2 separate regions of the Homo sapiens genome follow, and region 1 is linked to region 2. Evidence: chromatin contacts called from ENCODE Hi-C or POLR2A ChIA-PET data. All regions are on one chromosome and are shown on one strand. The core of a region is the stretch at or near the end of the contact, and the rest is flanking DNA. Distances in the headings are between cores, read along the strand shown.

Evidence for each region. A loop is a pair of places that touch in the nucleus more often than their neighbours do. ChIA-PET counts read pairs that join two places held with the same protein, here RNA polymerase II (POLR2A). Pooled maps may share reads with other maps.
Region 1: a map of dorsolateral prefrontal cortex shows a loop between it and region 2 (4-fold over the local background). The contact joins the enhancer-like site here to the promoter of FMN2 in region 2. A Hi-C loop is called at or near these places in 1 of 168 maps with a recorded cell type or tissue (dorsolateral prefrontal cortex) and 5 of 50 pooled maps. POLR2A ChIA-PET finds 5 or more read pairs at or near these places in 2 of 52 experiments (AG04450 and H1).

Annotation. Positions count from the first base shown.
Region 1 is chr1:240,690,883-240,693,582 of GRCh38, forward strand. All of the region lies in intron 1 of LOC105373228 (a long non-coding RNA gene), which reads right to left. Among named protein-coding and RNA genes, the nearest start is that of GREM2, 80 kb to the left of the region's middle. RefSeq lists a silencer at 1,247-1,541. Within about 2 kb of position 1,354, at least 2 of the 41 ENCODE cell types and tissues checked have a DNase peak (open chromatin) inside an H3K27ac peak, as active enhancers do.
Region 2 is chr1:240,090,483-240,093,182 of GRCh38, forward strand. It overlaps FMN2 (formin 2), which reads left to right and starts at 1,401. Exons shown (of 18, transcript NM_020066.5): 1 at 1,401-2,700. The coding sequence starts at 1,628.

The DNA.
Region 1 (2,700 bases), core at 104-2,603, 600 kb after region 2:
ACTCTGGAAGTTAAAGTGTTAGGACCTGTAGGCTGGGCACGGAGGCTCACACCTGTAATCCCAGCACTTTGGGAGGCTGAGGCGGGCGGATCACGAGGTCAGGAGATCGAGACCATCCTGGCTAACACAGTGAAACTCTACTAAAAATATAAAACTTTAGCCGGGCGTGGTGGCGGGCACCTGTAGTCCCAGCTACTTGGGAGGCTGAGGCAGGAGAATGGTGTGAACCCAGGAGGCGGAGCTTGCAGTGAGCTGAGATCCCACCACCGCACTCCAGCCTGGGCGACAAAGCGAGACTCCGTTTCAAAAAGAAAAAAGTGTTAGGACCTGTAATCCTAATTTCTTATAGGGCTGATTTCATGAAAAATATAAGCTTACATAACCCAGCTTTGTAATATTTGACCACAAAACTGAATGATCAGCATAGGTACAATTTGCTGGTTATGAAAAATAAACCAGGTTAACAATCTGTTGAATTATGGAAAACACAAAAGAACAAATTTACCTTTTAGGTTTTAGCACAAAGGAGAAAGAACACAAGTTATCTAATAACTCAAGAAGATAAGACCAGCTACCTCACCTCGCACCCTCTGTTCCTGTTAAGCCACTGGAAACCCAAAACTAATCAAATCCCCAAATCCCCACATCACTGACAGTGCTTATGGCTTACTGACTTCAACATAGATAAATGGCCCCATTAATGTCAGGGCGGTTACGTTTGTCTGAAGAATATACGTCTGTATTTTAAATTGCATTATCCAGTTTATCCATGGGATAAGAATTGTTTACCTTCACAAATTCCAGGCTTCTGAGCTGAACTAAACAGGGCAAGTTTAAAGGCAGGAGCTCAGAGCAGTTCATAGCCTTTTGACAGCTCTGATGTGGTCTGCCAAGCCTGAATTGGTAAAATCCAGGCTTATCTCTCAGCACAACGCAGTTCACCCTCAGGTCTTTCCTGCTACCTGCAGCCCCCGTGAAGCCCCTACAAAGCTGGAAGTTGCAAAGTGGATGGAATAATTCTGCAAAATATTGTTTGGTGTTGGATTAGCATTCACAGATGTGGGTCCAAGAAATTGCTCAACAGCCCACGGAGGCCAAGGAAGATCTGCCACGACATCGATACCACGCCTGACTAGGTCACTTCAGGCTTGAGTCCAGTTCAGTGTGTCCCGCCAAGCCCCAGCTTTTGTCTCCTCCTCTTGTTTCCAGTTTGCTCTGCTTCTGTGAAATGAGGTGTTTGCTCATCACTGGGCAGGGCAGAAAGGTAGAGACAGAACAAGAGATGGAGGACGGGGGACTCTTAACAAATCCACATCCATCTTTGCCTCCATTCAACCTGCCTTGTGCTGGCTTGAAAACAGTTGCTGACCAAGGTTTGGAAAATGCAGCAGCTGCTTGCTGCCATCTGCTGTACTTTCTGTTGCTAGCAAGCATGGGACCATGGCTGGCTGCAAAAGAGGAAAAAATGGAAAAGTGGGGGAAGCAAGAGACCGGCAGCCTCCTCTTTACCCAGGAAACCCCCATGATAATGCAGCTACGGATTCATGTCAGAAAAGCGGCCACCTTTCCCAGCGTGAATGAACCACAGTGATTTTTCAGGACGTAGAATATACTTTCCTTTACACTTACGTGATTATGTTTTCCATATTGTAACTATGGAGGGAAAATAAATATAGATTAGGCTCAATGGAATTCAAGTTGTCTGCTCACTTGAACTACTTCTTAATCTTGAACTACTTCTGGATAAACATTGGATCAAAATAGAGGGTAAAGAAATACTGGTGTGGCTGGGCATGGTGGCTCACACCTGTAATCCTAGCACTTTGGGAAGCTGAGGTGGGTGGATGACTTGAGGTCAGGAGTTCAAGACCAACCTTGCCAACATGGTGAAACCCCATCTCTACTAAAAATACAGAAAAATTAGCTGGGCGTGGCGGCGCACGCCTGTAATCCCAGCTACTCGGGAGGCTGAGGCACAGAAACCGCTTCAACCCGGGAGGCAGAGGTTGCAGATCACGCCACCGCACTTCAGCCTGGGTGACAGAGTGAGAATCTATCTCAAAAAAAAAAAAAAAAAATTACTGGTGTGTAAGATTCTAGGAGTGAGTCTCTAAGATATACATCTAAAGATGATCAAGACTTTCTAAAGAAACCATCACATGATTCTGCCTTCCTTCCAATAGCTCAATCTCTTTATTTTTGCTCATTATTAGACTCCTTAAGTGATCCTATTTCCTTTTGGTAAGCTAACTTCCAGATGCCCTCTCTAATGTGTCTTCCAGTATCAATGCTCAGATGAAATGCATCAGATGAAATTCACCCATGGTCTACTTAGCTCTTGTCTTAGAAATAGTCCTTTTGGACTCATTCCAAATCCAATTTCTGAAACAACATCTGTTGATGGTCTCTTCAAAACTCTGATCTCTTCCTTTTTTCCTTTAATGGCCTTTTCACTTCCCCCTTCCTACTAATTTTGGAAATTCAAAGGGAAGGCTCAATTTTTAAAAATTCTAATTGTAGGTAATAGGAATGAATCTGAGCTTGGCCATGTGTAATTTATTTTTCTAACTCAGAGCTTGTTTTGCTTTTTCCATTCATTTATTCAATTTCAATAATAATGACTTTGCTGGTGACATCCGTAGGAAATCTTAATTTTGCCCTTCTCGTTGGGTTTCTCACTGCCTAGCCCTGTTTCATGAG
Region 2 (2,700 bases), core at 151-2,650:
TAAAGCATTTACTCGAAAGGGCCACCTAAGGATAACTGGCTAACTGCCCTTAAATTACATTTATTTTTAAAAACATAGTTTGAAAAAGGTTAGTAACCAAAGACTTACAAGACCAACCTTTTTTAAAAAAGAATTTTAAAGGCTGGTTCATAATATGCAAAGGAAGACTACACATTTGCTTGCTACATTTAAGTTGCACAGTATAATATATAGCTTTTCTCCCTCCTCTGGGTTATTTTGAAAATATTAATAAGTTGGATGTCTATTCCATATTTTCAAAGTGGTTATCAATGACTTTTACTTAAATACTTGTAAAACTTATTAATGCCACTTTAATCTCAGTTTACTGCTTAAAGCTTTAGATATCCATATTTTTTTAAAAAAACTATTCTTAAAAAATAGGTAACTAAATTTAATAAATAATGAAAACAATGACAAAATATTCAATGAGGAAAAATGTTTATCCCCATATTGTGGCCAGAACGTTAAGAAACTTTTACAGGACGAAGTCTGCCTGGAAGGGTTTGCTTGGGAAAGTGGTAGTTTATAGCATAACATCTGATTTTGTGTGTTTGTGCCAAGGGTGTTTCCTTTCTGTCTTTTTCCTTTTTATAGGCAGCCACAATAGTGACATGTTTAATATTGATGAGTTTGACCTCCTGGGAGTTATCGTATATGCACCCTTTTTGAATACAAATGCTGTTTAATTTATATGGTAAACACATAGAATTTGGAGACTAGCATTTTAATCAACACTAATCTCAGTATTTTCTACTTCTCCTACCTCTCCTTCTGTCAACAACAACAAAAAAATCACAAACCAATTTTATAAATGACAGCTAATGTCCTCTCCTGGAGAAGCAGGGTCTGTGTGTGAAACATAAAAGCAGCACCATGTGTAGTAACCTCTCCTAAACCATATGCTCAAGCACATTAACAGTGTTCAATTAGATGATCAATTATTCAAGAAACAGAACAATCCATTCATTCAACAAATATTTATTGAACAGCCATGCAGAGGCAGACAGGGGGTTGTGTATGTGGCTGTGACCCGATGGCACCTCTAAACTGGAATTGGGCTTCAGTTTTTCTCCGTGTAAAAATTTCTTCTTTTTTATTTAACTTTTCTCTTGGCAGGTCCAGCAGCTTTGAAGATCAGAGTGCATCTTCCAGCTGACGATCTCTTCGGTCGGGGACAATGCATTCGATTCGCACGGTGGAGATTAAAGTCCCCGAGATAGAGGAAACGTTTTTCGCGCCCAGGTTCAGCGAGGAGCCGCGCGGGGGCAGAGGGGGCGGCGGCGGCGGGCGGGGAGCCAGGCCCGAGCTGCGTTCTGCGCAGCCATTGGTGGGCGCCGCGCTCTGCACTGAGCATGTTCGCGCCCCGCCGGCCCCTAGCCGCAGCCGCAGCCGCAGCGACGGCAGCCACGGGAGCCGCCGCGCATTATGCAAAGCGGCGGCAGATGCGAGCGGGGCCAGCCGGGCGCGCGTCGGCCTCCCCTCCCAGCGGCTCCCCCCGCCGCCGCCTGACTCTCCCGGGAGACTCCCTAGGCCCGGACCTGGGGCCGAGGAGGGCCGGGATGGCCTGAGTGCCCGCGGCGCGGCGGCGCAGCAGCGGGATTGCACCATGGGGAACCAGGATGGGAAGCTGAAGAGGAGCGCAGGTGATGCTTTGCACGAAGGCGGCGGTGGCGCCGAGGATGCGCTGGGGCCCAGGGATGTGGAAGCCACAAAGAAGGGGAGCGGGGGCAAGAAGGCGCTAGGCAAGCACGGCAAGGGGGGAGGGGGCGGCGGCGGCGGCGGGGAGTCGGGCAAGAAGAAGAGCAAGTCCGACTCCAGAGCCTCGGTGTTTTCCAACCTGCGGATCAGGAAGAATCTGTCCAAGGGGAAAGGCGCCGGCGGCTCCCGCGAAGATGTACTGGATTCCCAGGCCCTGCAGACCGGGGAGCTGGACAGCGCTCACTCCCTGCTCACCAAGACTCCAGACCTCAGCCTCTCGGCGGACGAGGCCGGCCTGTCGGATACCGAGTGTGCGGACCCTTTTGAGGTGACCGGTCCAGGGGGTCCTGGGCCTGCCGAGGCTAGGGTCGGGGGCCGGCCGATCGCCGAGGATGTGGAAACTGCAGCAGGGGCGCAGGATGGACAAAGGACCAGCTCGGGCTCGGACACGGACATCTATAGCTTCCATTCGGCTACGGAGCAAGAGGATTTGCTTTCAGACATCCAGCAGGCGATCCGCCTGCAGCAGCAGCAGCAGCAGCAGCTCCAGCTCCAGCTCCAGCAACAGCAGCAGCAGCAGCAGCTCCAGGGCGCCGAGGAGCCTGCAGCGCCCCCCACTGCCGTCTCCCCTCAGCCCGGGGCCTTCCTGGGCCTGGACCGGTTCCTGCTGGGGCCGAGCGGCGGGGCTGGGGAGGCCCCGGGCAGTCCGGACACCGAGCAGGCGCTGTCCGCGCTCTCCGACCTGCCCGAGAGCCTGGCCGCCGAGCCCCGGGAGCCCCAGCAACCGCCGTCCCCCGGCGGCCTCCCGGTCTCCGAGGCGCCCAGTCTCCCGGCAGCGCAACCCGCGGCCAAAGACTCGCCCTCCTCCACGGCTTTCCCATTTCCCGAGGCCGGGCCGGGGGAGGAAGCGGCCGGAGCCCCCGTGCGAGGGGCTGGGGACACGGATGAGGAGGGTGAGGAGGATGCTTTTGAGGATGCGCC